2 separate regions of the Homo sapiens genome follow, and region 2 is linked to region 1. Evidence: read pairs that join two places in POLR2A ChIA-PET (ENCODE). Cell type or tissue: PC-3. All regions are shown on one strand. Each heading gives the region's core, and the rest is flanking DNA. Links, peaks and the distances in the headings are about the cores only. Region 1 overlaps TANC2 (tetratricopeptide repeat, ankyrin repeat and coiled-coil containing 2). Region 2 overlaps TANC2 (tetratricopeptide repeat, ankyrin repeat and coiled-coil containing 2).

The links. Peaks named below come from ENCODE experiments on the same cell type or tissue, not always from the same donor. Only the 100,000 strongest peaks of a DNase experiment are listed, where the experiment ranks them.
Region 2: POLR2A ChIA-PET joins it to region 1 with 5 read pairs; 3 of 35 experiments call an interaction of 5 or more read pairs at or near these places.

What each region holds. Positions count from the first base shown.
Region 1 is chr17:63,379,862-63,396,119 of GRCh38, reverse strand. It overlaps TANC2 (tetratricopeptide repeat, ankyrin repeat and coiled-coil containing 2), which reads right to left. Exons shown (of 28, transcript NM_001394998.1): 16 at 7,363-7,485; 17 at 6,576-6,812; 18 at 192-377. It overlaps LOC105371856 (a long non-coding RNA gene), which reads left to right. Exons shown (of 4, transcript NR_188626.1): 3 at 8,032-8,131; 4 at 14,625-14,889. Among named protein-coding and RNA genes, the nearest start is that of CYB561, 58 kb to the left of the region's middle. RefSeq lists a silencer at 14,618-14,912 and an enhancer at 14,618-14,912. In PC-3, for the core only: no CTCF peak of the experiment used is centred there; no DNase peak of the experiment used is centred there.
Region 2 is chr17:63,322,588-63,338,845 of GRCh38, reverse strand. The region is part of intron 11 of TANC2 (tetratricopeptide repeat, ankyrin repeat and coiled-coil containing 2); the gene reads right to left. It also overlaps the pseudogene DENRP3. Among named protein-coding and RNA genes, the nearest start is that of CYB561, 120 kb to the left of the region's middle. In PC-3, for the core only: no CTCF peak of the experiment used is centred there; a DNase peak (open chromatin) is centred at 4,775; H3K27ac peaks cover 1,210 bases.

The sequences.
Region 1 (16,258 bases), core at 5,090-10,089:
CCTATAATTTGAGGGACTTTGGCATTTGAGTAAAGTGCTTCATGGAGTTTAATCTCCTTATTATTCAGAGCAGCGATCACGAATTCACATTAATTTGGTTGGCAATTTTGTCTTCGTGCAATCTTTTCTCCTGGTTTCCTGGGTCCTTCAATACAGAGCTTGAAAAAACAATCCTATTGCCTACTTCTTACCTCAGTATAACCCATGCTGGCTGCAGCAATGAGGGCCTGTTGGATGGCATGGCTCTTCTTAAATACTCCTTGCTGCTGGCCGGCCATCGTCCAGTCACACTGAATCAAAAACTTGACAACCTCCAGATGACCTCGGAGTGCAGCATGAACCAAAGCACACTGCCCGTTCTTATCCAAATGATCCACCTAAGAGGAGAGGACAGGAGATATGTGTGAACACAGACTTGTGGCTGAGCTCGCAATCTAGTCACATCCGCCACTGCACAAGCCTAGGCTACTAAGAATCATCCTTTCCACTCCTGGAACCAATCTCTGAGCAAATTCAGGAGACTCTGCTCAGCCTAGATTATTACTGAGCTACAACTATGCTAAATGTCCCTCTGGGAAGAACTTCTTTTCCTCAGAAAAGGTCAGACTTTTTTTTTGCATTCCAAGAAAAACAAAAACCAAAACTCTCAGTTTGAGCTTCGTCTTCCTGAGGTAAATTCTTCTTTGTCTCCTCAAATAGTTCATTTTAGACCAAGATTTGAGAAACTGGTAGCTCTGCTGGCATAAAAAAAATTATCTTTGAAATCAAAAAAGGGAAGAAAAACATTATGAAGCTACAATTTTTTGGCCTTCCAAAGAAGCAAAACATCTCACATCATGAATCATTTGACCACCAAACTTTGGCAAAGTCTGCTTCTCTCTTCCAGCAGGAGGGAGGACTCTCAAAGATCTGCCCCAAATGGCTAGAGGCACTTCTGGCTTAGTGCACCAGTAGCAGTCTTCATAATTTCAGTGTTGGTTACAAGTTTAGGCTGAAAGAAGACCCTGATCAAGATTGATTTACCAGAAGGGCCTTCGTTTCAACAGATGAGTAGCCTTTCATTAGATGAGTAGCCTTTTCTGGTAGGTAGGTGGTACTTGTCCTGCGGTAGTTAGATCAGTTGAAAATATAAGTTCTGTTTCTGGCTTTCCTACTGATTTCAGTTCCATCCAGCCATCCACATAGTGAATATTTACTGAATACAGAGTATGTGGCAAAGTACCACTTAGGTGAATAAGACAGTAAATATATAGGTTCTGCTCTCAAGGACTCTCCAACAAGGTAGGGGAGATGTGACCAATGTGACAAGAGCCTGTCCAACAAAGGAGTATACAATAAATTTAAAGGAATGTAAAAGTGAAATAACATTTCAGAGGAAGGAAAGATTAATTCCTGGCTAGAATCAGGAACAGATTCAGACAGAAAGGTCTATCTTGACTGGCTGAGATGGAAAATGATTAATGTATTCTACTTTTTGTAAGAGTAGGGCACATGAAAGGGAAGTTTAAACTCTAAGGCGGAAAAGGTCTTTTGGGACAGAGCATGGATATTTCTGAATGCCAGGCTAAGTGGTCTGAATTGTAACCAATAGGCAGTGAAGTCATTGAGTGTTTTCATGCTCAGAACTGTATTTTCAAAAACTAAGCGAATGGATAAAAGAAACCATGGCTCCTTGGAGAAATGGTTGATTCCAGGACTGGGGTAAGAGATGAGACTAGAACATCTTGTGGTGTCAGAAAGTCTGAAAATGCTCAAAAATTAATAGAGGGAAGTTGAAAGGACACAGGAATCAGTTTGAAGGAGTTCCCAATGGCCAAATCTGGGGCAAGGTGAACAATGAAAATGAATAATAATGGTAATGGATTTCAGGCTATGGAATAAAATAAATATCCATGACTTCATAGCAATATCAATAAATACTTGAATAAATACATGGGGGAGAAGGGATCGCTTTCCCTTTCAGTAACATCTCAATTAATACATGTTGAGGGAATGATGGAAGTAGAAAATCACTGTTAGGCAAACATCAAAGCAATAATTATTGCAGTGGCTGGGCATGGTGGCTCATGCCTGTAATCCCAGCACTTTGGGAGGCCGAGGCGGGTGGATCACCTGAGGTCACGAGTTCGAGACCAGCCTGGCCAACATGGTGAAACCCCATCTCTATTAAAAAATACAAAAATTAGCTGGGTGTGGTGGTGGGTGCCTGTAATCCCAGCTACTCCGGAGGGTGAGGCAGGAGAATCACTTGAACCTGGGAGGCGGAGATTGCAGTGAGCTGAGATCATGCCATTGCACTCCAGCCTGGGCGACAAGAGTGAAACTCCTCTCAAAAAAAAAAAATAATAATAATAATAATAATACTTACTGCAGCAAGAATCACTGATGGATCCTAATATTAGTGGACAAAAGTATGACAAGAACCAGGATGTCTGTCTTTCTAGTCTCAAAAGCATAACCCTAAAAGATATTTCTTAATTACAAAAGGAAAAACAGTAACTTCAGAGCTGAGAAACCTGGAAGACATTACCTTAGATGCCTGTTGGGGGTCAATGTCCTCCTAATTCTGGAGTAGGGATTAAGCTAGAGTGATCAAATGCTCAGAAGAATCCAGCGAAGAAAAAGACTTCTGAAATAATGAAGAACATTATTCCGTATTGGAGGCCTTTTTGGACAGGTATTGTGCGGTGGCCTTGGTATGTACTTTCTTGGACAATGTCGCATCATCACTGATATATGGTCAGTGTGTTGGTGAGCAGGTCTAGGGTAGCCAAGTGACTGAGGTTAACACCACCTGTAATAAGACCTATCAACAGCAGGGACTTCTAGTGCTGCATTTTTATAAGGGTACAGCATTGCTTACGTGGTATTCTTGCCAAAAATATATACACTCAATCTCACAGTGAGAAAACATTAGATAAACTAAAATTGAAAAACATTCTACAGAACAACTGGCTGGTATTCTTCAAAACTGTCAAGCTCATAAAAGATCAACAAAGACTGAGAAACTCTCACAGGTTGGAGGAGACTAAGGAGGCACAACACTAAATGTAATGTGAGATCCTGACCTGGATTCTCTAATGCAAAAATGATCAGTGGGACAGTTGGACAAATTTCAGTAAGGTCTGTAGATTAGTTAATAGTATTATCACCAAATTACTTTCCTGGTTTTGATAATGAGACTACAATTACTTAGGCTGTTAACATTAGGAGAAGCTGAATGGAGGATATATAGAAACTCTATGCATTTTTTTTTGCCTACAAGAGAATTATTTTATTTACTTTTATTATTTTAAATTGACACAATAATTGTACATATTTATGGGGTACAGTGTGATATTTTGATACATGTATGCAATGTGTAATGATCAAATTAGGGTAATTAGCATACCCATCACCTCAAACGTGTATCATTTCTTTGTGTTGGGTCTCTGCACTATTTTTGCAGTATCTTTGAAAGTCTAAAATTACTTCAAAATAAAAGCTCTACAAAAGCTAAGGGGATGGTGTGTAATAGATGAGATGAGAATCTGAAAAACGGGTTTGTTACACAAGAAGACTCCAAGAATAATTCAGGGGGATAGTGGCAGTTGGGGTAGAGACCAAGGAGTAGCTTCTCAAGCTCTTTTGAGGATAACATTGAAAAGTGCTGGCCACTAAATGAATTAGGAAGGGCAAAGGAGGGAAAGATGTCAATGACTCCCTAGTTCTGAGAAAAACGGAGGCTACATTAGCAGACTTTGAAAATCCAGAAAGAGGAGGGTAAAGATGCTGAGTGATTTTAGAAAGCTGGATCTGAGGAACTAACTAGTCAGGGATATGAACATGCCTGCCAAGGAAGCAGTTACAAATGTGAAACTACAGCTCAAAAACACTTTCAGAAATTAGCAATTTGGGGTTAAGAGTCACCAAAATGTAGGTAGGAGAACTAGAACCCAGTCGGGTTTGACGCCAAAGCCTATGACTTTAATGCTGAAGCCATGGCGAGTATGAGGACGGAAGGAAGACCAGAGGATCTCAGTGAACAGTTCTATCAGAAGAAGAAGAGAGGGGCAGCCAGAGAAGTGGGAAATGACATTAAAAGTTTACTACTGGCCGAGCACGGTGGCTCACGCCTGTAATCCCAGCACTTTGGGAGGCCAAGGTGGGTGGATCACCTGAGGTCAGGAGTTCAAGACCAGCCTGGCCAACATGGTGAAACCCCATCTCTACTAAAAATACAAAAATTAGCCAGGCGTGGTGGTGTGCGCCTGTAGTCCCAGCTACTTGGGAGGCTGAGGCAGGGGAATTGCTTGAACCCAGGAGGCAGAGGCTGCAGTGAGCCAAGAATGGTGCCACTGCACTCCAGCCTAGGCAACAGAGCCAGGCTCTGTTTAAAAAAAAAAAAAAAAAAAGGTTTATTATTGCTAATACTATGGAGGGGCTCAGAGATGTGAGGAATAAGACAAAGCTGCTTTATTTGGTGAATGGCAGTCATTAGTGACTTTTAAAAGAGCAGCTTGGTAGAATGTAGGGAGGTTGGGTTATTTTCTTTTTTACAGATACTATTTATTAGGCACTATATAAGATTAAAAGAGACTTTAACACCTCTTTTAAAAAAAGGCTTTATCTCTTTCAATGCTTACACTGACTCTTTTAACACCCTTTTTATAGATGAAAAGTGCGATTGAGAGAGGTTAAGTGACTTGTTCAAGCCCTTGTATAAATTAAGTATGGACACAGGATTTAACCCAGTTGTGTCTGATCCTAAAGCTTATCATTTTAATGAGTTGCCTCCTCTCTCATTCATGGAAGCCAGAATGCAAGTGGTTAAGGAGTAATAAAGAGGTGAATGTAGCCAGTATAGAGGACTCTTAGGACAGGTTTGGCAGAGGTGAAAGGGAAGAGATGGGATGTTGCTTCTGGTTAGCAAGGGAGAGGAACATTTCTTTTTTAGGTTAGGTAGGTTTCTACATTCATAGGTTTGTAGAAACTGAGAAAAAAGGTAGTGTGAATTTAGAAAAAGAATGAAATAACGTGAGAGAATGAGCAACACCGTGGGTTAAGAGTGTAGAGGAGGAGACAATTGCTCTGGAAAGGAAGGTAAGTACTTCCTTCTCTAAGGCAAAGTAGAGGTGAGCGTACGTAAGAACTGATAAGAGTTTTGAGATACAGGCACCTTGAGATGAGCTCGATCACAGTGATGAAGGGCAGAAGAGGCGTGATAGGATCTTGAAAGAAGTACATATGAGTTACATTTCTGCTCTGGGGAAAACAATGAAAGATGAAGAAAAGGATGGCTTGGCAGTGTAAGGGCTGAACAGCAGGAAAGACCCAGCTAAGATCAGAATATGAAGTGACAGCAATAGTAAGAAGGGCTGGCTGCCGTGGCTCATGCTTGTAATCCTAGCGCTTTGGGAGGCCACAGTGGGAGGATCTCTTGATCCAACGAGTTTTAGCAAACCTCCGAGCAATATAGCAAGACCCTGCCTCTACAAAATAGGAAAAAAATAAAGCTGAGTGTGGTGGCACATACCTATACTCCTGGCTACTGGGGAGGCTGAAGACTGCAGTGAGCTACAATCATGCCACTGCACTCTGGCCTAGGCAACAGAACAAGACTTTGTCTCTAAAAAGAAAACGAAAATAGTAACGAGGCCCAGTTATCATTGTTCCTAGAGGTGTCCATTCAAATGAATGGGATGTCACAGGTGCACAATCACTGTGCTACAGTAAACTTCTAAGGCTCTGAGATGTCATTGAGAGGCCTACGTCTCAGTTCCCAAAGGAGTGGAGGAGTCCCACTTTCTCCCCTCGTAACAGCACTGAATACCGCAGAATGAAGTCATACTATGACTTGTATTTCACTATGAAACCACTAAAGTCCTCAGTTTGTTTTCAGGACTGAAACAAAATACTATGAGGCCAGACTTTTTTTTCCCAGAGGCCCACATTTGTGAGACCAGCATTTTTCTTTTCACCAATATTGTGAAATCGAGTTTTTATACATAAAGCAAACATATTTTGGAAATATTTTCAGAGAACTGATCAGTACTAACAGAAGCACTTCGAGGTGCCCTTGGTCAGTCTGAGTATAAATAGGGAGAATCATCTTCTCCCCTTATCTCTAGAGTGGTGGTCTTCAAGGACAGGATGAAGGTGTCTGGTCCTGTTCTCATCTCCATGGCTAAGTTTTCTTCTCTACACATGAAAGGCTTAGAGCCTGCAGGTGTCATTTGGTCCAGACCTGCCACTGCAGTCTCCTGGCTTCCTCACTTCTCCTTCCTCTCTTTGTTAAAAAGAGGCTTCTTCTGAGCTCAATAGATCATTTCTGGGTTGTTATGTAGAAACTTTTTGTGGTTACGGATAAATGCAGTTTCCCAAGCACCTCTCAAAGGGTTTAGAACTGTGTGCTCCTGCAGGATGGATGGCAGTGGCCCTGCACATATGCAGAACCAGCACTCTCTCTGATCTCCTCTCCATCATGGTTTGATATACTCTACCCAGACTCATGAAGTAACACTGGAGATAAGAAAGAGTATGCATCGAAAATAAAGAAAAAGGGAAGAAAAGCAGCAGAGCTGGGCAGCCAGTACCTTGGCCCGTTTCTTGCACAGCAGCACCACAATGCTCAGGTACCCTGCTGCTGCAGCATATCCCAGGGGAGTCAGGCCACTTTCAGAAGAGGCATCCACGTTGGCCCCGAACTCCAGCAGCAGGGCTACCATTTCTGTGTAACCAAGATGGGACTGAACACATAGAATTGGAGCATTATTTAAAACCTCTGTCCGGTAATTAATATTGGCACCTCCCAAAATCAGCAGTCGGCTGACCTAGAAATAAACAAACAGAACTAATAATTAGACAAACAGGAGTCACATCCTTTTAGTCATCTTTTATTAAACCATCTAACATTCTACAACAGTGTCTAGTAGCATTTAGTAATTGCTTTATTTTATAATCTCATTTGCTCCTTTTTCTTTTCCTTTGGTAGATAATGTAAAATATCTCCTTTACATAAATGGCATAGTAACTAGAGCAATTGCCTCCTATACTGTAGTGCTGAACATAGTCTCTACGAAGTGAGCTCTTGGTCAGAAAAGCTCCTACCAAGACAAAGGCTACCTGAGATCAATTTACTCTTTGGAACCAGCAGGACCTGATCCCATATGTCAGAGTCAGCTTATAGAAGTTAAGAGGACAATGGAGCTAGTCTCTAATTTATAGAATAAAATTTAACAATTTAAAATATATTAAATTATCAATAAAAGGCTAATAAGAAAGACAAGTCAAAGATCAACTAAATAGCTACTTAATGTCCTTCTAGTTTTATTTTTTCATAGTTAATTCCTTATCATATTTATAATTTCTTTATAAATTTACCTTTATATTTGGAGTGTAGAGATTTCGTAAAGACGCCAGTGCCATGGAAAGACCTTCTGTGCTATAAGAGATCCAGAGACCTTGGAGGATGGAGGATGATACACCAACTTTTTTACTCAAACCCTGAATAAGAAATACAGACAATTAAATTAGTAGCCCAGCAAAAAAAAGTAGCATCAGTGGTGAATTAGTGGCCTCTTTGTTTTTGGTACTAATGAATGAGAGCGGAGTCTCACCCTAACAATGTTCATGCCAAGCAAAGCCTAGGTGGGGGGACAAAGACCAGTCCTGCAGGAACAAGCTAACTGAAACAGTCTCCATCTCTGCAGCCCTTAGCAACACGTCTACTCAACACCTCTCTTTTCTATCTGGATATAATTTATTTTTCCATATCTTTTTTATTAGCCTTCTTCAATAAATCTCTTAAATTCAAGTTACTAAATTACACACTGTGGCAGAAATAATGCAATGTGATCACGGATTTCCATTTCATTTTCTTCCTGAACATTTGGAAAAACTCTATTTCCCAGGCTCCTTTACAGTTAGGTAGGCCATGTGACTGAATTCTGGTGAATAAAATTAGGGCATAAATAATATGTCATGTCCAGGCTTGGCTCCAAAACTTCCTGCATATTTCTCTACACTTTCTATTGTTCCTTTTGATTACAGGCCAGATGTAGAAGATCCAATGGAGAATTCTGAGGCCCAAGGTGATTTTAGAACTACTACACGGAAGGAGCCTGCCCAGACATCTGCACTGTACTGTGATGTAAGGAGAAATAAATCTTTGTTAAGTCATTGAGATTTTGCAGGTTTGTCAATAGCAGCTAGTGTTCTTCACCTTAACTAATATATCCCAAAATGATTACATATGCTTATCCTCAGGAAAAAAACAGCAATACAGGCTTGATTTCCATCCGCAACAAATTTTCTCCTAGTATCACTGGCACAGGTCCCACGACATGTACTAATATTTGTCCTTTTCACATGGGCTTCCCCAGAAGGAAGTTAGAATAATTTGTTCTTCAGATCTCCTGATTGTTAGACACTCTCTGACAATCATCTTACTCTTCTGTCAATATCTGGATCAAATCAGTTAAAGAAGGAAATCCTGAGGGCAGGAAGATATTAACAATGAAATTTGGGTTGTAATAAGAGATATAGGGAGGTACTTCTTTTAAAAACTTAAGCTACTTCTGCTTTCTTTGTCCCTGAAATATAGAATGTTCTTGCCTAGAATACCTACATATACCCAAAATCAGGAAGGTGTGTTTATGCGGCATACTAGGGAAGGGGCATCTACAAAGGAGGAATGTGTCAGTAACTTATGAGTTATAAATTCATCTAACAAGACCTCTAGTCATGGTGGTCAAGGTCTTCCCATAGAGAGTTCAGGGTCTCTAAAGTGGGTTAGGAAAAAACTTCCTGTAGAGGGAATTCTCACACTAGAGGAAAGGCTGAAAGGTGAATAATGCTGTGGGAAGGCTAGATACACGAACGTTTTAAAGGCTTTTCCGACACAGGCACCTTTTTTTTTCTCCCTGTGGGGATATTCTGATGCAACCAAAAATTAAATCATTGAACTTTCCTATTAAAAATTTTATTTTCAGCCAGGTGCAGTGGTACATGTCTGTAATCCCAGCACTTTGGGAGGTGGTGGTGGGAGGATTGCTTGGGCCCAGGAGCTTGAGACCAGGGAAATGTAGGGAGACTACATCTTTACAAAAAAATTAAAATATTAGCCAGGCATGCTGGTGCATGCCTGTGGTCCCAGCTACTTGGGAGGCTGAGGTGGGAGGATCGCTTGAGCCCGGGAGTTTGAGGCTGTGGTGAGCAGTGATCGTGCTACTGCACTCCAGCCTGGGCAACACCGTGAGGCTTTGTCTCAAAAAAACCAAAAAACAACAACCACCAAAAAACAGAAGGAAAAAAGACTTCTACATTTCAGTTTTTGAAATTATAAAAATAATACAAATTTGTTATAAAAATCAAATAAAATAATATGGTATTAAAAATAAACCTCCCATCTCAATCCTAAGAGGTGACTCCTATTAACACATTAGTGTTTATTATTTAACACATTTTCTATATATACGCAAAATACATACATACAAGTGCATATAAACAACGTAAAATTTACTTTATTAAACATTTTTGATTAAGGAAAATTTAAAATGTATTTACAAAAGTAGAGAGGAATAGTATAGTAAAGCTCTCATGTACCCATCACCTCACTTCAGTAATTTTCAACTCATGGCCAACCTTGTATTATTTACATTCCTGCTCATATCCCCTTCCCTTGATGGGATTATTTTGAAAAATCCCAGATATTTTATCAGTTAATATTTAATTATTTTAGTCAGTGTCTCTCAACAGATATGAACTCTTTAAAACATACCTAAAACTAAGAAGGATTCTATAATATGAAATATCCCAACAGTGTTCAAATTCCCTTGATTAGCTAAAAAAAGGAACTAAAATTTTTTTGGTTTGAATTGGGATTCACATAAGGTCCATACACTGTTACTGGCTTTAAAACACTTTCATATTACTAGGTAGTTCTAGGCTTTGTTCTCCCTCACTATTATAGCTTTTAATAATCATCCATGTACATGTATCTTTATACACCTATGCATATATATCTATAGAATATGCCTCAAGAAGTTGATATATTTTGCGACATTTTGACATGGCTTTATCAAAGTGGCTGCAAGTGTTTATACATTCTCAACAAAAAATCCACAGCTTGATAAAATGAGGAAGGATGGTGCTAATTATTTCTACGTATCCTCTCGTTCCATTCTATCCTAAGAGCATGAGCCAAAAGGCTGGGTCAAATCCTAGCAGAGTAGACCTTTGGGTGCCCAGAAACACAATCCTATGCTGGGAGGCTGAAACAGAATCCAGTTTTAACCCCTCACACCACAAGATTATTTCCCTTTTCATCCTCCTCGATTATTTAAAAATGGCTACCTAATTTCTACATAGTCCATATTCTCTCTGGCCTTGAGGAGGCTGGGCTCTGTTCTGAATCTGTCTACTATAGTACCCATGTAGGCACCCAGAGCTGGGTAAACAGAAAACAGTAGGAAAGGTGGGTAAGGGCAGCTTCTGATTGCTCATTATTACTTCAGAAGCTCTTTTAATTTGTGCAAGTAACAGGGACATCAATTACAAACTCTCATTTGGCCATGCAGTTTACATGCAAACAAAACTGAAGCAAATACATCACTAAGTAGTTCTGATTGTTATTTTGGCATATGAAATAGAATAGTTCCAGATCTTTTAGGAAGAATTCTAAATGTTACTCAGGGTTGGAGTCCAGACAAGTTAGGTTCTTGAGCACACCTGCACTGTAGATCCTGGAAGACCAGGAAGCTTAGCTGTGACTCCCCACTTGGGCCTCAATCTCCTAATTTATAATATGTGTGGGCCTCAAGACCTTTTGAGGAATGATAAACTATATTAACGAATTCAGAGAGAAAAATCAGCATTAAGAAATATCCATAGTCTAACAGAGGAAGCTTTTAGCAATGGAAGACATGTCTTACATATGATGGTTGAAGGAAAAAAAGGCAGGAAATCTGACATTTATTCAGATCTACAATGTGTCAGGTTCTGTGCTAGGGCCTTTCCAGATTTAGCTTCTCTAATGTAATCTAATCTTCACAACAGCCCTAGGAGGTAGAATTTATCACTATTTTTATTTAGGAGGGAACACAACTCCTGGAGCTAGAATTAGAGGCCAAATCTGTTTTTACTCTAAAGTTCATGTTCCTTCCATTATACCAACTAAAAAAAGGAAAAGTAATTGGCACCTGATTCAGGACCTCACTTCTCTGATCTTAGCTGAAAAAGTAGCAACTATAATAGACTAAAACAGACAAAACAGCTGATTGCTGCTTTCTCCCTTTACCTTTAATTCCAAACCATTTTCCATCCTTGGCCCTCTTCTCCAAAATTGTCCTTTTTAATCCCAGACAATTTCTTCTACTCCTAAGACATCACACTTATGAATTCAACTAAGCATTATATGCTTTTTTCCCAACTATTAAATTAAAGTAAAATTGTGTCTAAGACCTGTAACAGTTACCTTTCTGTTGACATATGTATGCTAACTTTAGGATAAGGGTTATCACTGGGGAGGGAGGAGAATGGGGTAAGGGAAAGATATAAAGGGGCTTCTACTATAATTGTTACATATATAACATTTATATATATAACTATTAAATGTAGGTAAGAGTCACCTATATTTTGGTGACTCTTAACCCCAAATATATATATGTGTGTAGCCTTTAGAGATCCTAGCCCCTCTTCTGAGGATTATATATATTAATGAATTAAATCCTCACAACCACTTAGTAAGGGCTAATATTATTGCCATTTTAAAGATTAGTAAGATTAGTGGTGGTAATCCCAGCACTTTGGGAGGCCAAGGAGGGAGGACGGCTTGAGACTAGCAGTTCAAGACCAGCCTGGGCAACATGGTGAGACCCCCATCTCTACAAAAAATAAAAATAATTAGCCAGGTGTAGTACTGTTTGCCTGTAGTCCTAGCTACTTGGGAGGCTGAGGTGGGAAGACTGCTTGAGCCCAGGAGTTCAAGGCTGCAGTAAGCTGTGATTGTGCCACTATACTCCAGCCGGGGTGAAGAGTAAGACCTTGTCTCCAAAAATATAAAAAAAAAAGTTAAACAACTTGCTTAAAGTCATACAGTCAGGAATTAAGAGAGACAGGGTTTGAACTCAGTCTGTTTTTAGAGTCTGATCTCTTAATTACCATGCTTGCTATACTGCCATCTTTAAATTAATGATGTGGAATAGTGATTTTTTTCAAACAGGAAAAGAAAAGAATAGTGGTTTCTCAACTAGCTGGGGTGCACATTAGAATTACCTGGGAAGCTTTTCAAAAATACTACTGATCAGTCGCTGCCGGTGGGAATGCAAAATGGCACAGCCACTTTGGAAACTAGTCTGGCAATGTCTTGCAAGCTAAACATAGTCTTACCATACAATCTGGTAATTGCACTACTAAGGCATTTACTCAAATGAGCTGAAAATTATGTTCACATAAAAACCTGCCTCTTAGTGTTTATAGAAGCTTTATTCATAATTGCCAAAATTGGAAGCAACCAAGATGTCCTTTAATAGATGAATGGCTAAATAAAATGTAGTAAATCCTTATAGTGAAATATTATTCAGCAATAAAAAGAAATGAACTATCAAGCCAAAAAAGACATGTAGAAATCTTAAATGCATATTGCTAAGTGAAAGGAGCCAGTCTGAACATTCTACATGTTGTGTGATTCCAACTATATGACATTCTGGGAAAAGCAAAACTACAGAAACAGTAAAAAGATCAGTGGTTGCCAGGGGTTGAGGAGGGTAAGGGGAGAGGAATGAATAGGTGGCGGATAAAGGAATTTTAGTGCAATGAAACTATGCTGAGATACTTAATGGTGGATACATGACATTATGCATTTGGCAAAATCGACAGAGCTGTACAACACAGAGTGGACCCTAACATAAAGGATGGACTGCAGCTAATAATAATGTATCACTATTGGTTCCTCAATTGTAACAAATGTACCACATCAGTACAAGATGTTAATAATAGGGAAAATTGTGGTTGGGGGAGTATGTGGGAACTCTGTACTTTCTGTTCAACTTTTATATAAGCCTAAAATTGGTCTAAGAAATAAAGTCTATTTTAAAAATGAAGCCTAGGTTCTACTCCAGAACAATGACTCATAATCTCTGGGAGTAAGGCTCAGGAATGTGTGTGTATTTTTAAAAAAACTCTGCAAGAGAATCTAATGTATAGCCAGAGTTGAAAATCACTGACCTACATCTATAGAGAAATCTCAAAGACAGAATGCTGAGTGAAAAAGAGAAAAAAGTTATAGAATCTTATAGCATTAAAAAACCCAAAATAGTTGTATATATTGTTTATGAACAGGAACCTACATTGGAAAAGTGTAAAATATAGATGAGAAGAACATGTTAGGGGTGTTAGCATGTGCTAAATCCCAACACATTTAGAATAGGAGTTATCTCTAAGGGAGACAGAGAAATGGGGTAAAAGAGAAATACAAAAGCGTTATCTATTATATTTGTTACATTCATTTCTTAAAAATAAAGAAAAATATTTGAAGCAAACATGGAAAAATGTTAACATTTGTTAAATCTGGTAGATAATATTTGATTACATGCAATTATCTGTACTTTTCTATATTTCATAATGCAATTAAAGAGGAATAGGAACATCTTTTCTTCTAAAACAAGAAAAAAAGAGGTAAGAATTGATAATGATATAGATTGATTTGCTGGTGAGGGGAGGAAAATAGTTAAAGGAAGTCACACTTGGTAGCTTTGATCTTTTTCAGTGACTCACAAGTTAGGCTGTTTGTTTCATTAGTTGGCTTTATTAAGAGCTAGAGGAAAAAGAAATGGGAAAAGGAGCTGAGTAAGAATGGACCTTGGTAAATGAATGTCAACTAAATGGTCCAGTAAATGGACCACAAAGCAGCACTGAGAACCGCACTGAGGCTGGACTAGATACATAAGAAATACGCCTGAAATACATAGCTTTGGATTTGGAATACTAGCTTTACTTGTACTATGGACTTTTGATTTCTTCTGGTTAGTGGAGTTGACCCTTTGTTCCTGTGAAGTACGGGAGAAAAGAGCGTCAGTTTGGTTCAATTCAACAAAGATGACAGGCAGAGAAGTGTGATCCCATTACCAGCCAGGATGTAGCCAAAAATAATGCATAATTAAATTCTAAGCTCATGGTTTCTTAAAGAGAATTTTATGTTCGAATAGCTTGAAAAAGTGCCTCTTCAGTATCTGTAACTATTGCTCAGGTAAGGGATCTTTTTGTCGGCAATAAATGGTAATGGAGTCCCTTCCTTAGAATCTAAATTTACAAAACTGTTTAGCAGCCAGTGATAAGCTTGCTCAAGATTTTTGAATACTTAAGAAAACAGGGAAAGCATGAAGAAACAAGAGCAATCTCATCTTAGGGATCTTTAGCTGTGGCTCAGGTATCTGAAGATCATGGCAAAAACTAACCTTGGGGGCTTATCCAATGAGCTTCTTTAAAGCGGGTTATTTACAAACATCACCTTTATGAATATAAAACCAGAGAAATGTAAAATTAATTGGAAAAAAGTACCCATTGGATTGTGTGTCACTGCTGAATAGAAGTTTCAAGTGGAACTATTTCTAACCATAAAGTCTATATTTGTCTTTGACCCACAGCTGGTGCAGATTGAGAATTCTAGCAGTTTGGGAGAAGTTAAAGCCTCTCAACAGGGAACACTGCATTTAAAGGATCCTGTAAACTGCAGCACCAGGAAAACCATAGTCCAAGTCTTCATTCTTCAGCTTGCAGTCACGTCACCACCATATGCTGTACACTAGAGTATTTATGGCTTGAATCACACATGGAGCCAGTCTTATCTCAGGCAACCATGCTGTCTGCATCAGTATAAGATAAAACTGTGCTAATGACAGGAGGGCATGTTTAAATGTACGTTTCCATGTATGGGATAAAATACTTCGTCAAATGAAGCTTGGTCAAATGAAGCTTCATGCTACTTCTCTGTGAATGTGGTATTTATTTTATGGGGCAGCAAAGGCAGGGATTAGCTTCATTTTTGCATCTGATTCTAGGCAGATAGTGATGCTAAAAGGTTAATGCTTAAGTTACTGTCTTTCAGTTACTATCTAACAGCAGGACAATGCTCTTAGAGTTTATGGAATTATTAGCTACTTTTTAGTCTGCTTGAAACTGGAATGCCATACCTTGCCAGTTATTTTAGCTCCACTCTGCTCCTACTAAGTAAGGTCATTTTTGGTACAGTGATTTGTTAGACAAGACAAGTAAGATTCAAATACAAGATTTGTCACTGTGGGTTTCACTTCTGTCCATCTGATGACCAGGCTGCTCTGGCTCTGTGCTTATATATTGGGAAGAATTTGCTAGGCTCTTGAAGTTATCCTTAATGCCATCTTTCTCTCTGAAGACAATGGTTTCATTTTTTAACAATATCCTGTGGGGGAAGCCTGACCCAGAGAACTGTTTAAGATACCCATATTCTCCATCCTGAGGCAGGAAAAGAATTCTGAAAAGGCTGTAGGGATTGGAACTCTCAGACTGTGGGACAGAAAAATTAGCACAGTAACTTCCTTCTCCACTTTTGTGGGTTAACCCAAAACTGTTATCTGAACTACAAATTCCTTAAGATTAGGGATTGTATCTTTTTTGTTTTTGTATCTCTAGTACCCAGTTTAATGCCTCAGTAAGTGATGAATAAACAAATGAATGCATACATGCACAAACAAATTATGTGTCCTCTTTTTGGTCCTCCATTTCAGCCTTCTGAAGGCTGAGAGAGAAGCTGATGTTATAGAGTTCTTAAAGGTTTTCAAACTAATGGGAGAAAAACTGGGATATAATTTGAAGAGAGATTTGGGGGAAGTAGCTCCAAGGAAGGTTAGTGTTGGTTTGAAAGTCATAGCACCAGGAATGTTATTATTGTCACTAAAACAATTTTAAAAAATGGAAAGAGTAATTGCCCTCAGTGATTTTTTAGACATCATGAAAACCTGCAACTAATTGCTACAATATGACTGTCCTCAGGAGATGATAGGTCATGTATGGAGCACACATCTATAGGTGTATATGCACCTTGTCAATGATTATACATATACATTTCCTGAAAAGCCTATCAGTTAGTTACACTGGGAGATGTACAATGTAGTTCTAAAGGCCTAGGGAGGAACAGGCCATACGTGTTGGGAGATGAACCAAGTTTGCAGCAAAAGAACTTCAGAAGGCAGGGACTACACTGAAATAGTCTCTTACATAAAGCATATGAAAGTCTGCTAGA
Region 2 (16,258 bases), core at 1,831-6,830, 54 kb after region 1:
AAATCCTTCTCATTAAACATAAAAAAACCCCAAACAATACAGGAAATGTTACTACATATACAAAACTGAAGATAGGAATTGCCTGTGAGTGAAGCAATGAAGTCTGAGCACAATATGGAAAGTGGAAATCAGAGGTTGTATTTTAAAAATCTCCACTTTTCTTCAGATAGACTGGTGATTATTTTACCTACTGTATTTTATCTATCTTAAACAGAATGTAAGGAACCTAAAGAGAAAGGCTGTCAGCAATTGATCTGTCCTCTCAATGAACAGTGAATGCCAGTGGTTAGGTCTACATGGGTACAAATCTCCACTTGATAAAAAGCAAACAGCAAACCTCTACATCAATATAAACTTTCATCATATTTCACTTCAATTGATTCCACATGTTGAGGCTAAGCACAGCTGAGAAAATCAGCTGCAACATCCTAAAGTAAGAAGATACCATTTTAAAGATAAAAATTGTGATATTTAGAAAAAGCATTATTTTACTGATTTTATTAAAAAAAACCCATCTGTGCTCTTGGCTGAATGTTTCATCTAAAAGACAATGCTGAAGTTGCACCTTCTGTGCTGGTGAGGTTGTGGAGAAAAAGGAATGCTTATACACTGTTGGTGGGAGTGTAAATTAGTTCAATCATTGTTGAAAAGTGTAGCGATTCCTCAAAGACCTAAAACAGAACTACCGTTCAACTCAGCAATCCCATTACTGGGTATAAATCCAAAGAAATACAAATCATTCTATCATAAAGACACATGCACACGTATGTTCACTGCAGCACTATTCACAATAGCAAAGACATGGAATCAACCTTAACGCCCATCAATGGCAGACTGCATAAAAACAATGTGGTACATATACACCATGGAATACTATGCAGCTGTACAACAGAATGAGATCATGTCCTCCTCAGGAACACGGATGGAACTGGAGGCCACTATCTTTAGCAAACTAATGCAAGAACAGAAAACCAAATACTGCATGTTCTCACTTATAAGTGAGAGCTAAAAGATGAGAACACATAGGCATGTAGAGGGAAACAACAACTGGGGCCTACCGGAGGGCGGAGAGTGGGAGGAGGGAGAGGATCAGTAAAAATAGCTAATGGGTACTAGGCTTAATGCCCGGGTGATGAAATACTCTGTATAACAAATTCCTGTGACATGAGTTTACCTATATAATAAATGTGCACGTGTGCCTCTGACCTTAAAATAAAATTTAAAAAAAAAAAAAAGATTGGAAAGAAGCCAAAGATGCCCACTTTCACCATTACTATCCAATATAATACGAGTGATTGTGGGTAGCACTATAAAGAAAAAGAAAAGAAATAGGAAGAGCAGAGACTTAAATGGAAAAGATAGTTTTTATTATTAAAATATATAGTTATCTATATAGAGAAAAACAAGCTATTAGAATTAATAGAGTTCAAGATTTTTGGTACAAGATTTTCTTGTAAAAATTAATAACATTTTTGACTCCAGCAATAACTACTTAGAATTATAGTAAAAAATATGATATCCACAAAGGTATGAGGCAGAAAATTTAACTAAGAATATTAAAAATAAATAAATAAAGTTGCACCTTCTGTGGCTGCCTCTCTTTTAATTTTTAGATATTTCTTTGGCATTCCAAATATAAAGTCTTGATGCATCTGCAGAATTCAGGCAACATCTTCATTAGATTTGCACTGTGGCTCAAAATAGATTATTTACTAGACTTTTAAAGTAGTTACGTAGTAGGTATATGCACATACAATCTGTCAAAAACATCTGTTACTTCCTCCAAATTTTCTATTAATATTACGTATAACTTTCCCTCTGTATAAAAATAGAAAACAAGCCTGAAAATGTAGATTTTTTTCCCTTCAGTTTCTCATTAGTACCAGCGCGCTTGGTAAGAGATATTAGATCACTCCCTACACCTTTGAGAAAGTCATCATACATAGTCACTACTATTACAGCTCCTTGGGAATGGTTCAGGATTAGTCTACTCATAATAAATCAGCAGGTAAAACCTTTCTCCTTGGCGAATTCTTGTCTTTCAAAGTAACTTGTTTAAATTTCATTTTTTAGCTATGTCTTTCTTACATTATTTTTTTCATTTCAACTTTTCCTTCTGTTAAATTCCTAAACTTTTTCTTAAAACAATTTCATCCACAGCATATCTGATATGAGCAGAGTTGCATTATTTCTTTGGAGGAAGATAGCAAGTAAGTTTTAGGTTACTCTTGTGAGGGAAGAAAGAAAAGGGCAGGCCTGTGGGCTATATACAGAAAGAAAAGACTAGAAGTCAATACAGCCTTGTGTATAAAATCTCTTGATTTAATGCTGTATATAAAAAATGATAAAACTAGTCATAAACTTCATCAAAGGGACTGAGTGGCAGCAAAAATGTCACGCTTGCGTTGAGTCACAGGCCTTCACTCTCCATAGACCATTTTCTACTTCAAATGAAGGATCAGTGACAGAATTAAGCTAATCTCACATAAAGTGAAGGCAGCTTTGAATATCTGAAATTTGTTTGGAAATAAAATTCTAATTTCCATACTGACTGGCATTTGTATCACTTAAACTAATATTGCAGCTGTCACACGCTTACTCTCCATGTTCCTTTTCATTACTCCTTCTGTGAATGTCTTCTTCCTCACTACCACCCGATTGATTTCCTAATCAGCAAAACCCTTCCAACTCTAAAGTTTGATTTTTAATATTTTTGGGACTTGGTGGCTCACCATAAATAACAACTCTCTCTTCCTTTTCTCTTAGTCCCTCAATTCTGATTCTAATCCTCATGCTGGGACTAGATGCTAAGAATAGATCCCAGGCTAGAGTTCTGCCTCAGTAATTTTCCAGCTTGGAGCCCTACCATTTTTTTTTTTGGCAGTAGGACTTTTATTTATTTTTTAATTTTTTACTTTGAACTAACTTTAGACTTACAGAAATGTTGCAAAAGTAGTACACAGACTTTCTATTTATCCCTCATCCAGCTTCCCTTATTATTAACATCTTACATAACCATAGCAAAATTATCAAAACCAGGAAATTAACATTGGCAATACTATTACCTATAGACATTATTCAAATTTTACAGTTTTTCCACTATGTCTTTTCCTGTTCCTGGATTCTATCCAGGACCCCATACTGTATTTAGTTATTTTTCTTTAGTCTTCTGGAGTCTGTAAGAGATCCTTAGTCTTTGTCTTCTATTTCCTTGACACTTTTTTTTTTTTTTTGAGAAAGAGTCTCGCACTGTTGCCTGGGCTAGAGTGCAATGGTGCGATCTCGGCTCACTGCAACCTCCGCCTCCCAGGTTCACGTGATTCTCCTGTCTCAACCTCCTGAGTAGCTGGGATTACAGGTGCACACCACCATGCCCGGCTAATTTTTCTGTATTTTTAGTAGAGGTGGGGTTTCACTATATTGGCCAGGCTGGTCTCGAACTCCTGACCTTGTGATCTGCCCACCTCGGCCTCCCAAAGTGTTGGGATTACAGGCATGAGCCACCGTGCCCGGCCATCTTGACACTTTTGAAGGGTACTGATCAGTTATTTTGTTGAATGACTCTCATTTTGGGTTTGTCTGATGTTTTCTCATGATGTAACTGAGAATTTTTGTCAAGAATACCAGAAAAAGAGTGTTTTATCCCTCTTTGTGGATCATATCACAGGGTTCATGATAGTGATGTTTTTCTACTGGTGGTAGAGTTTGGATATTTGTCCCTGCCCAAATCTCAGACTGAAATGTAATTCCCAATGTTGGAGATGCAGCCTGGAGGGAGGTGTTTGGGTCATGGGGGCAGATCCCTCAAGGCTTGGTGCTGTCCTCACCACAGTGAGTGAGTTCTCACAAGATCTGGTCATTTAAAAGTGTGTAGCACCTCCCCAACCCACCTCCTGCTCTGCTCTGGCCATGTGATGTGCCTGCTAGCATCTCACCTTCCACCATGAATGAAAGCTCCCCAAGGCCTCCTCAGAAGCTGGACACATGCCATGCTCATACAGCCTGCAGGACTATTCAATCAAACCTCTTTTCTTTAGAAATTACCCAGTCTCATTTCTTTATAGCAATGCAAGAATGGCCTAACACAACTGGTAATGTTGCCCTTGATCACTTTGTTAAGGTTCTGCTAGGTTCTTCTACTATCATCTTTCCCTTTGTAGTTAATAAATATCTTAAGGGAGATGTTTGAGGCTATGCAAATCCTGTTTCTCCTTAAACTTTTGCCCATTAATTTTAGTATCTATCAGTGGATCTTGTCTGCAGCAGTATTTCCTGAGTGTTTGCCTAATAGTGATTTTCTATTCCCCTCTTTGTTTCTTTCTACATTTATTAATTAGAATCCTATTGGAAGAAAGAGTTCTCCCTTATCTCCCATTTATTTATTTATTATTGATTTAATAAGTATGGGCTTATTTTATCCTATTGGTTATAATTCAATACTATATTAATTTTGTTGCTCAATTTGTTCCAGCTTTAGTCACTAGGATTTCCTTCAGGTTGACTGCTGTGTTATTTCAAGAAGCCTCTATCTTTTTTTGAGCAAGTTCTTGCTTTTTGGCACCAAAAGATGTTCTAGACTTATTTTGTATTTTCCCTGCCTCTGGGATCATCTACTTCTCTAAAAAGCCTCTGTTCTTTTTATTGGAGAATGATATTAAGAAAAAAGATGTGGACACCAGTTGTGATTATTGTATTGATGTGTCATTGTTTTTGGGTTCTCACTGAACAGAGCTAAGAAATACAAGTACGTATAAAGGCATACCTTGGAGATACTGTGGGTTTTGTTCCAGGTCACCAAAATAAAACAAACAGAGCAATAAGGTGAGTCACTCAATTTTTTTGATTTCCCTGTGCATATAAAAGTTATGTTTACACTATAATCTATTAAGTGTGCAATAGCATTATGTCTAAAAACATGTACATACCCTAATTTAAAAATACTTTATTGTTAAAAATGCTAATGATCACATGAGCCTCCAGTGAATCCTCTTTTTGCTTGTGTAGGGGGGTCTTCCCTCGATGTTGATGGCTGCTGACTGATTAGGGTGGTGATTGCTGAAGGATGGGTGACTGTGGCAACTGCTTAAAATAAGACAATAAAGTTTGCTGCATTAATTGGCTCTTCCTTTCATGAAAGATTTCTCTGTAGTATGTGATACTCTTTGATAGGATTTTACCCATAGGAGAACTTCTTTCAAAGCTGGAGTTAATCCTCTCAAACCCTGGCACTACTTTATCAACGAAGTATATGTAATATTCTAAATCCCTTATTGTTATTTTTACAATGCTCACAGCATCTTTACCAAGTACAGATTCCATCTTAAGAAACCATTTTCTTTGCTCTTCCATAGGAAGCAACCCCACATCCATTCAAGTTTTATCAAGAGATGATAGCAATTCAGTCACATCTTCAGGCTCCACTTACAATTCTAGTCCTCTTATTATTTCTGCCATATCTGCAGTTACTTCCTCCACTGAAGTCTTGAACCTCTCTCAAGGTCATCCATTATGGTTAAAATTAATTTCTTCCAAACTCCTAGTAATGTTAATATTGACCTCCTATGAATCATAGATGTTCTTAATGGCATCTAGAATGGTGAATCTTTTCCAGATGAAAATCTTGAAAATCCTTTTCAATTTACTTTGCCCAGATCCATCAGAACAATCATTATCTATGGGAGTTCTAGCCTCATGAAAAGTATTTCTTAAGTTACAAGACTTAAAAGTCAAAATTACTCCTTGATCCAAGGCCTAAAGAATGTTGTGTTAGCAGACATGACAACAATAATAATCTCCTTGTATGTCACCATCAGAGCTCTTAGGTGACTAGATGTATTGTCCATGAGGAGTAGTATTTTGAAAGTTATCTTTTTTTCTGTGTAGATCTCAATAGTGGGCTTAAAATAATCAGTAAACCATGCTGTAAACAGATGTGCTATCATCCAGGTTTTGTTGCTTCATTTACAGAGCACAGGTAGAGTAGATTTAGCATCATTCTTAAGGGCCCTAGAATTTTTGGAATGGTAAATGAACATTGGCTTTAACTGAAAGTCACCAGCTACATTAGTCCCTAACAAGAGTGTCAGCCTGTCTTTTGAGGCTCTCAAGGCAGGCATTGACTTCTCTCTAGCTATGAAAGTCCTAGGTGGCACCAGCTACCCACAGAAGGCTATTCTGTCTACATTAAGAATCTATCATTGCTCTCGGGTGGCCCTGGCCAGGGAAGACAAGCTGTATGTCACTTCAACTGGCCATAGTGGTAGAAGTAGAGGCAGCGGGGCCTGTGTGACCACCTGGGTTTGTGAAATGGCTGCTGGCATTTCTAAATCCAGTGGGGCTGATTGCAAAGGAGGCCCAAGGAACAGTGCCAAGTTAGATGCTGATTACTCACTTTGAGTCCTTTATTGCAGAGTCTGTTCATTACCAACAGGGTACTGTGAATATATGCCTGTTGTTGCTAAATGAAATGAATTTGAAAAACTTACTGTAGAAAATTCACCCAATCAAGAAGTGGAATTAGTAAGGGTCAAGGAATAGCAGGGGAAGGGGAGAAGAAAAAACAGAAGAGAGGTGGAAGGGGTCAAATAAAACCAAAAAAGGAGACTGTACCATAAAAGGTTATTATAGCCAAAATTCCCAGAGCAAAGAAGAAATATGTAAAAACAGTGTGTGGCTTTGCAACTTTTGAAGTTGATCTTAAAGAAGCACAAAGATTTTTCTGCTCAAAAATTCTCCTGTGGTACCTCGGTAACAGGGGAGGATGAAATTATTCAGGAAGACTCTACAGATGGCATAATTGATATCATTCAGAAAAAACAGCCAGAGGTGGATGATGACAGCATCGAAGATCTTGAAGAAGTAAATATGTAGTTTTGAAAATACGTCTGTATTTAACGGCTGGAACTGAGAGTTGATACCGCCAAATGGAGAGAAGTCTTTTAAATATAAATAAATACACACACACACACACACACACACACACACACACAGACACACACACACACACACACTCTTATCTTACAGTAAAACTGTAGGCTTCATTCTTGGCGTTTTCACTGTTCTGTACAAGGTTGTTTGGTTTTTTATTGCCAAAGTCAAATAAATAGGAGAGATTGTCTACGTATGAAATAGAATTTAGACAAAAAATTCTGGTCATTTGCTACTGACTTTTCCCTCTCTTCTTAATTCTTTTTGAAAAACCCAGATCTTTTTGTGGGAAGCATTTCTGTTGATTATTTTACTGATCTAATGCTGAGTGATTTTTAAAAAGCATTCCAATTTGGCTTCCTCACCAGTAATACGAAGAAGAATACCTTGCTTCTTTGACATGACAGTTTAGAGATGGATGAGAATCTAATAGATTTGTGGTTGAATTTGCTTCACTGTTATCAAGTCCACTTCGTGGGCACAATAACATACTGTTGGTGGGATTTGTTCAAGCTATTCTGGAAATTATTTGGTAAAGTACACTAAAAGCCTTTAGACCATTTGCACTGTTTATACTAGTAAGCCACTTCTTTGACATCATTCTAAAGAAATAATCAGTCTTGCATAAAACTTATGAATGAAGGTATGGATCACAATGTTATTTATATATCAAAAAGTTGCAAATAATATAAACAATTAGGAAATAAATGGTTAAAGAAGTGATAATGCATCATGTGGTAGAATATTATGCATGTGTTTAAAAACCATATTTTCTAAGAATATTTGGAAACACACTTGGCAATGTCAAGTAGGGGCACACCCCAGATACATTATTATTTTTTGGGATGGAGTTTCACTCTTGTTGCCCAGGCTGGAGTGCAATGGTGTCATCTCGGCTCACTGCAACCTCTGCCTCCCGGGTTCAAGCAATTCTCCTGCCTCAGCCTCCCAAGTAGCTGGGATTACAGGCATGCGCCATCATGCCTGGCTAATTTTTGTATTTTTAGTAGAGATGGGGTTTCACCATGTTGACCAGGCTGGTCTCGAACTCCTGACCTCAGGTTATCCACCCACCTCGGCCTCTCAAAGTGCTAGGATTACAGGCAGGAGCCACCGCGCTCCGCCTACATTTTAGATATTTATTATCATCATTGTTCTCAGTGGAAGTCCATTCAGAGAGGCTAGAGGCTCTTGTTGTGGCTATAAATTATGTGAGTAAAATTCTGCTAACCAATTAAAAATAATATATACCCATGTTTAACAGTCTGGAAAACAGCAATTAAAACATATCTTTCTTATAAAAGAACGGACACTTTTAATGAATGCATTAGATGAATTATATTTTAAGTCAGGTGCTGCAAATCAAAAAGATGACTTGTATTTTAAATTGGTATGGTCACCTTTAAGAATTTGGAACCCACGAAACCATTGTTTATTGTCATGCAAATTATGATCCTGAATAAATTTTTTTTTTAAAATAAAGTCTCAGAAAATATGTAATAAAGATGTAAAGTAAAACAATGAAAAAAAAGGAAAATCTATGGTTTAAGTGTAGCCACTTTCATCAATTATCTTAGCTGGATCTTCTGGATAACTTGCTACAGCTCGTGTATCAGCACGTACTGCTTCACCTTGCACTTTTATGTTATGGAGATGGCTTCTTTCCTTAAACCTCATGAATCAACCTCTGTTACCTTCAAACTCTTTTTCTGAAGCTTCCTCACCTCTCTCAGCCTTCATAGAATTGAAGAGAGTTAGGGCCTTACTCTGGATTAGGCTTTGGCTTATAGAAAATTTTGTGGCTGGTTTGATTTTCTAACTAGACCACTAAAATTTTCTCTGTATCAGCAAAAAGCTTGTTTTGCTTTCTTACTGTTCATGTGTTCACTAAAGCAGCACTTTTAATTTCCTTCAAGAACTTTTCCCTTATACTCAAAACTTGATTACTTGCTTGGTGCAAGAGGCCTAGCTTTCAGCCTATTTTGGGTTTTTGACATGCCTTCCTCACTAAATTTAATTGTTTCTAGCTTTTGATTTAATGTGAGAGATGTGCAGTTCTTCTTTTTACTTGAACACTTGGAGGCCATTATGATGTTATTCATTGGCCTAATTTCAATATTGTGTCTCAGAGAATAGGGAGGCCCAAGGAGACAGAGATGGGGGAATGGCTGGTCAGTAGAGTCATCGGAACACATAAAACATTTATTAAATTTGCTGTCTTCATGGTATCTGAAACCAATTACAATGGTAACATCAAAGACTACTGATCGCAGATTACCATAACAAATATAGTAATAATTAAAAAGTTTGAAATATTGCAAGCATTACCAAATGTGACATGGAGACATGAAGCAAACACATGCTCTCAGAAAAATGGTGTTGACAGGCGTGCTCCAGTATGAGAGTGTCTGTTTTCCCACAGCCTTGACAACAGAATAGTTTTTAAATTGTCATGTTTTAAAATTTTTGCTAGTTGATAGGTAAAAAACTGGTATCTCAGTATTGATTTAGTTTGCATTTCTTTAGTTATGAGTTTGAACATGTTTCAAAATGTTTCAAGGCCATTTTAATCTTTTTTGTGAGTTGTCTGTTTATTTTTTTCCCATTTTTTCATCATGTTTTGGTCTTTTCCTCAATTTTAAAGAGTTCTTTAAATATAAGAGATATTAACTCTTTATCTGTAGTATATGCTATAATTTTTCTTAAAATTTTTATTGATTCATTAAAAAAATAATAAATCTATCATGCTGACATCTAAGAATATGTTTTATGAAAATAACTATTTTTCAAAGCAAACATTTCAGAAAGTGGCACTGTGTAAATTTTTGCAATAGACTCCCAAATCTGCCTCTGCATTCAGTATGCTCCAAGAAACTGTTTTGGATTCAAGTACAAGACGAAATGCCAGTCATATGTTGGAGAAGGGAAGGTGGATGTTTTTCTTTGATACTATGCTAAAAGTTGACAAGTGGTAGATTTTTAAATTATTATGTTTGATTGACTAATCATAATTGCATACATTTATGGGGTACAATGTGATGTTTTGATATATGTATATAATGTGGAATGATGAAACCAAGCTAATTGACATGTATCACCTCCCTATTGTATCATTTTTTATGGTGAAACACTTAAAAGTTAGTTATTTTGAAATATATTATTGTAGTTGCCCTGCTTTGTAACAGATCTTAAAACTTATTCTTCCTATCTATCTGAAAATTTGTACAAGGGAGAAGTTGTTGATCACCTGTGATCAACAACTTCTCCCATTCCTTCCTTCTTCACACTCCCAGTCTCTGGTAACTATCTTTCTACTGTTTACTTCTATGAGTTTAACTTTTTTAGATTCCACATATAAGAAAGATCATGCAGTATTTGTCTTTCTGTTTCTGGCTTATTTAACTTAGCATAATGTCCTTCAGTTTTATCCCTATTCTTGCAAAAGACAGGATTTCCTTCTTTTTAAAGGCTAAGTAGTATTCTATTATACAAACACACACACACAATGAATACACACACACACACACACACACACACACACATATACACATACACATACCATGTTTTAAAATTCTGTTTTTCTTCCAACTTTTATTTTAGGTTCAGAAAGTACATGGGCAGGTTTGTTAATGGGTAAATTGCTTGGGGTTTGGTGTACAGATGACTGTCACCCACAGTGAGCATAGTACCCGACAGGTAGTATCCTCACCTTCCTCCTACTTTCCACCCTCAAGTGAGCCCCAGTGTCTGTTATTCTCTTTCTTGTGTCCATGTGTACTCAATGTTTAGCTCCCATTTATTAGCAAGAACATGCAGTATTTGGTATTCTGTTCCTGTATCAATTTGCTAAGCATGATGGCCTCCGGCTGCATCCATGTTGCTGTAAAAACCAAACACCGCATGTTCTCACTCATAGGTGGGAATTGAACAATGAGAACACATGGACACAGGAAGGGGAACATCACACTCTGGAGACTGTTGTGAGGTGGGGGGAGTGGGGAGGGATAGCATTAGCAGTTATACCTAATGCTAAATGATGAGTTAATGGGTGCAGCACACCAGCATGGCACATGTATACATATGTAACTAACCTGCACATTGTGCACATGTACCCTAAAACTTAAAGTATAATAAAAAAAACCATGAATGATTTCATTCTTTTTTTTTAATGGCTGCACAGTATTCCATGGTGTATATGTACCACATTTTCTTTATCCAGGCCACCACTGATAGGCATCTAGGTTGATTCCATGGCTTTGCTATTGTGAAAAGTGCTGCGATGAACACATGGACACATGTCTTTATATTTATATATAGAACAATTTATATTTCTTTGGGTATATACCCAGTAATGGGATTGTTGGGTTCAACAGTAACTCTGTTTTAAGTTCTTTGAGAAATTTCCAAACTGCTTTTTTAAAAAAATAACACACTTAAAGAATCCATTCAGCTTGGTTCCATATCTTGGCTACTGCAAATGATGCTGCAATGAACATGGGCGTGTGGCTATCCCTTTGACATTGATTTCAGTTTCTTTGCATATATACTTGGAAGCAGGATTACTGGATCATATGATAGCTCTATTTTTAGTTTTTTGAGGAACCTCCATGCTGTTTTCCATAATGGCTGTACTAATTTACATTCCCACCAACAACGTAAAGAGTGCCCTTTTCTCCACATCCTTGCCAACACTTATCTTTCGTCTTTTTGGCAAAAGCCATTCTAATTGGTGTGAGATGATATCTCAATGTGGTTTTAATTTGCATTTCCTTAATGATTAGTTATGCTGAGCATTTTTTCATGTACCTGCTGGCCACATGTATGCCTTCTTTTGAGAAATGTCTGTTCAGGTCCTTTGCCCATTTTTTTAATCAGGTTGTTTTTTGCCATTGAATTGTCTGAGTTCCTTTTATATTTTAGATATTAACTCCTTATCAGATGTATGGTTTTCAAAGATTTTCTCCCCTTCTGTGAATTGTCTCCTCACTTTGTTAACTGTTTCCTTTGCTGTGCAAAAGGTTTTTAGTTTACATGTCATTCCATTTGTCTATTTTTCCTTTTGTTGCCTGTACTTTTGAGCTCTTTTGTCAATATTTTCTCTCAGTTTATCAGTTGTCTTTTGACTTTGTTTCTGGTATTTTTTGGTCATGCAACATTAGAAGTTTTTTTTTTGTTGTTGTTGTTGTTGTTTTTGACAGTCTCACTCTATCACCCAGGCTGGAGTGCAGTGGCATGATTGTGGCTCACTGCAGCCCATACCTCTTGGGCTCAAGCAATCCTTCCACCTCAGCACCCTGAGTAGCTGGGACTATAAGCACTTGTCATTACGCTCAGCTAATTTTTTTTTTCTTCATAGAAACAGGGTCTCACTATGTTGCCCAGGCTGGTAAAATTTTTTCACGTGGCCAAATTTGTCAATCTTTTCTTCTATTCCTCTAGCTTTAGATCCTAGAAAGCCTTTCTCTTCACCAAGGTTAAAGAGAAAGTTACTAAGTTTTCTTCCATTAGTTGCATGGTTTCATTTTTAAATATTTAGATCCTTAATCCATTTGCTTATTCTTGTGCATGGTGTGAGATATGAGTTATCTATATGGTTATTTAGTTGTCTCAGCCCATTTAATTAAAAAGTCCACCTTTATCCCAATGATCTGAAATACTGCCTTCATCATACACTAAGTGTCCACATGTCCTTGGGTCTAATTCTGAACTTTTTATTCTATTCCACTTGTCTATTCACATACTAGAAACACACCGTTTTGATTTAGGCTTTACAGTATGCCTCAATGGCTCGTAGTCAGAGCCCTGTTGTTTAATTAGCTGTAGCTGAGATCAGGATAATGTTTATCTTTGTTATAATTCTAGATCTAAACAGCTGTATCCTGTATATTGCTACTATTCAATTATACATTACTGATTACTTGAGCCAAAGGAGGTTAGGGCCGATAACAAATACAAATTTTAAAGAAAAGCGGCTAATTTATTTAGTTCATCTGGAATTCCTAGAGATGCTGATCTGGCACACATAAACAGTCTAAGTACATTCAATCTACAGTTTATGAAACTTTGTCTTAGAGGATTGGTGGAATTCCAGATTCTCAAACAAGATTCATTCCCGGAACACATGAATCTGATTCTGAATTGACCTTATAAATTGGTTGGGAACCACTATCATGTATAAGTACCCAGCTGAATACTCCAAGATTTCCTAATAGAAAACACTAACATTTTCATTCATTCACAAATATTAATTGAACTTCCATTGTATATCAGGCACTGTGCTAGGTTTTAAAGCTATAATAATGAGTAATATAGCTATGACCCCTGTCTGCCCTCCACAGTTTAGCAGGAAACAGAGGCAATTAAACAAGTAATAATAATAGTGTGATAGAAGAGAGGAAACATAGGGTGCTAGGGCAACACACAGCTGGGGCACCTTAAGGTAATTTAGGAGAGCCAGAGAAAGCTTTTTTAGAAGAAGCAATATTTAAGCTGAGACATGAAGAAGGACAAGGGGTGAACCAAGGTGTGGTAGTTTTCCAGGCAGGGGAAAAAAGTATGCAAAGGCCCTAAGGCAAGACATAGCTTTTTACTTTCAAGGAACTGAAATCAATTTTAGTGTGGCTAGCATATAAGTGAGTGGGGAATGGTGGAAGATAGGGCATGGCGAGGTTTTCCACTGGCAGTGGTTTTGCTCCCCAGGAAACATTTGGCAATTTCTGGAGACGTTTCTGGTTGTCTTAATTAGAGGTTGAGGGAGTGCTACTGGTAGCACAGAGGTCAAGGTCACTTCTTCTAAATATCCTATAGTAGACAGGACAACATCCGCCTTGCCCCTGCCCGCCCCCCGCCCCCCACCCCACACAAAGAATTATGTAGTCTAAAATAACCGGTCCTGGGAAAAGCAGAGGTCCTTTCATTACAATTTTTATGATATTTTAAGAAGGGAGTTTGGATTTCATTCAAGGGCAAGGAGGAGCTATTTGATGGCTTTAAGTAGCAAAAAACAAATGTTTTAGAAAGATTACTCAGTACAGAGAATTGACTAGAATTTCTTCATTCAAATATTTATGTGCCATGCATTGTGTAGGAGCTGGGGATATGGTGGTGAACATTTAAACACTGACCCATTCTAGTGGAAGAGGTAGAAAATAAAAACAACATAGAAATTAACAATAAACAACAAGGCTGTTTTCCCATATTCAGTGTTCCAAATGTAGATGAAATCTGGGTCTGACAGTAAAACGTCAGTGTTAATTTTTAGAGAAGAAAAGCCCTAGACAAATTTTATAAAACATCATCTATGGGGTATGTGTTGTTTAGTTTGGATCTCATTTCTACTAAATGAAAATATTTTTAAAAATAATCACTACAACACAAATAAAATCTTATTCTTCATTATTGTTTTTCATTTTCTGTGTATGTATGTGTGTGTGTGTGCATGTTTCTGGCTTACATTTCCATATTATGTTCAAAATGCTCAATATTAAAGGATTACTGAAATGACTACTTCTTTGGCTGACAGCTTTAATAGTGACTGCAACAATTTCAGGAACCATGATCATTTGACACCCCCTGGTATAGTACAGAACTTGTCTCTTGGCAAGGATGACATTTACTTTTTTTCTTACATAGATTTCCTTGGGAAAAAAAACCTTTGCTTTTTGTATCTCTGTGACACTTCCTAAAATTAGCTGTTTTCTCTAATGAACTCATTTCAGATATGTTAGCTTCTTAATCTAAGGACTGTCAGTGACAACTTGCTTAATGTGTTGGGAGATTCTAGTTGCATAAAAACCTTTTTTGAAGAAGAATTTTAGGTCAGCAAAATGACTGAAAGTACATCTTCATTATAATTTTCTTGCTGTGAAGCCACCTTAAATGATGGATGGATTTTTCGAAATAACACTAAACTAAATTCCTTCCTGTCACACTAGAGAAGCAGCTTCGTGCAGTGGTTAAGAGTATAGACTTTGCCTGCCTCAGTTTAAATCTTGACTCAGTCATGTACTAGCTTATGGTCTCAAGCAAGTTATTTAACCTCAGAGCCTCTATTTCCTCATTTGTAAAATGGGGATAACCATAGTATTCACATTACAGGGGAGGATACTGACTCTGAATCCTCACTTCGTTATTTATTAACAGTATGACTTTGAAAAAATTAATCACTGAAGTCACTGTTTCTTCATCTGTAAAATGAGATAATGATGTACCTCATAGGGTTAAGGTAAAAATGAAGAAATGATATAGCAAATATAAGGTAAATAGCACTAAGCCCATAACACACATTAAGCCTTCCATAAAGGGAGGCCAACTTCTCCTTGTCTCGTGAATTTTGTGTGTATTACCACAGGGGCACAACAGATTCAAAACCTAGAGAAATCTCTGTTGGAGTTAAATTCACATATCCAGGAAAGGCCCTGAATGAGATCTCCCTGTCCCTCTACTGTGATTATGCTTTAGAAGAAATATGTAATGTTAAGTGGAGACACGCTCGAGAGATGCCAACCTATCAAAATCTTTGCTTCAAATGGAAAGTATTTCTTCAATAAATGAAATAGTTCTAAAGTTGTGACAAAAACTCTCCAGTGTTCTCAGTTAACTAGATGCACAAGAAAGAGCAAGAATGTTATGAAATACCAATGATAATTACTGACATACAAAGAAATGACACCAAGAATATGTCAAATTGAGAGATTTTTCAAGAACACTTTAAATTTTCATGTTAGTCTACCTCATCAAAACATTAACTAATTTGAAAATCCTATTTAAAAGATAATTTCTGCTTACTGGTTTGCTATAGGTGAGCAGCAAGATTGCAGGCTTCTGCTCTATGCGTCTACAGAACACTTTTGTGTAGCTGAACTGTAACACGTAGCACAATAACTGGGATAACATTCAGTTTTAAGCTAAGTGGCTACTTCTGATACAATGTTATAAGCTGAACAGGATTCCATGTCTAGGTGCAACTAGATTAATTTATATTTTGCTTAAGGAAGACACAATCATGAAATTTAACATGTAATCATGCCTCAAATAAGTATAAACAGTAGCCACTAATTTCCTACTTATGACATGTAATGTTTTCCAAATATTGAACATGAACATCTTGGGACTTCTCTTGATGAGAGAAAGAATAAGATGTAAGAAAGTGAGGAGAATTAATTCTCTGTGATCTTAGCACTTATCATCTTCTGACATACTATATATGTATTTGTTTATTGTCTTTCTCTCATGAGAATGTGGACTGTATAACAGCAGGAATTGTGTCTGTTTTGTTCACTGATTTATCTTCAGTCCTGGACTATAGGTCCTTCAAATGTATATCTAAACT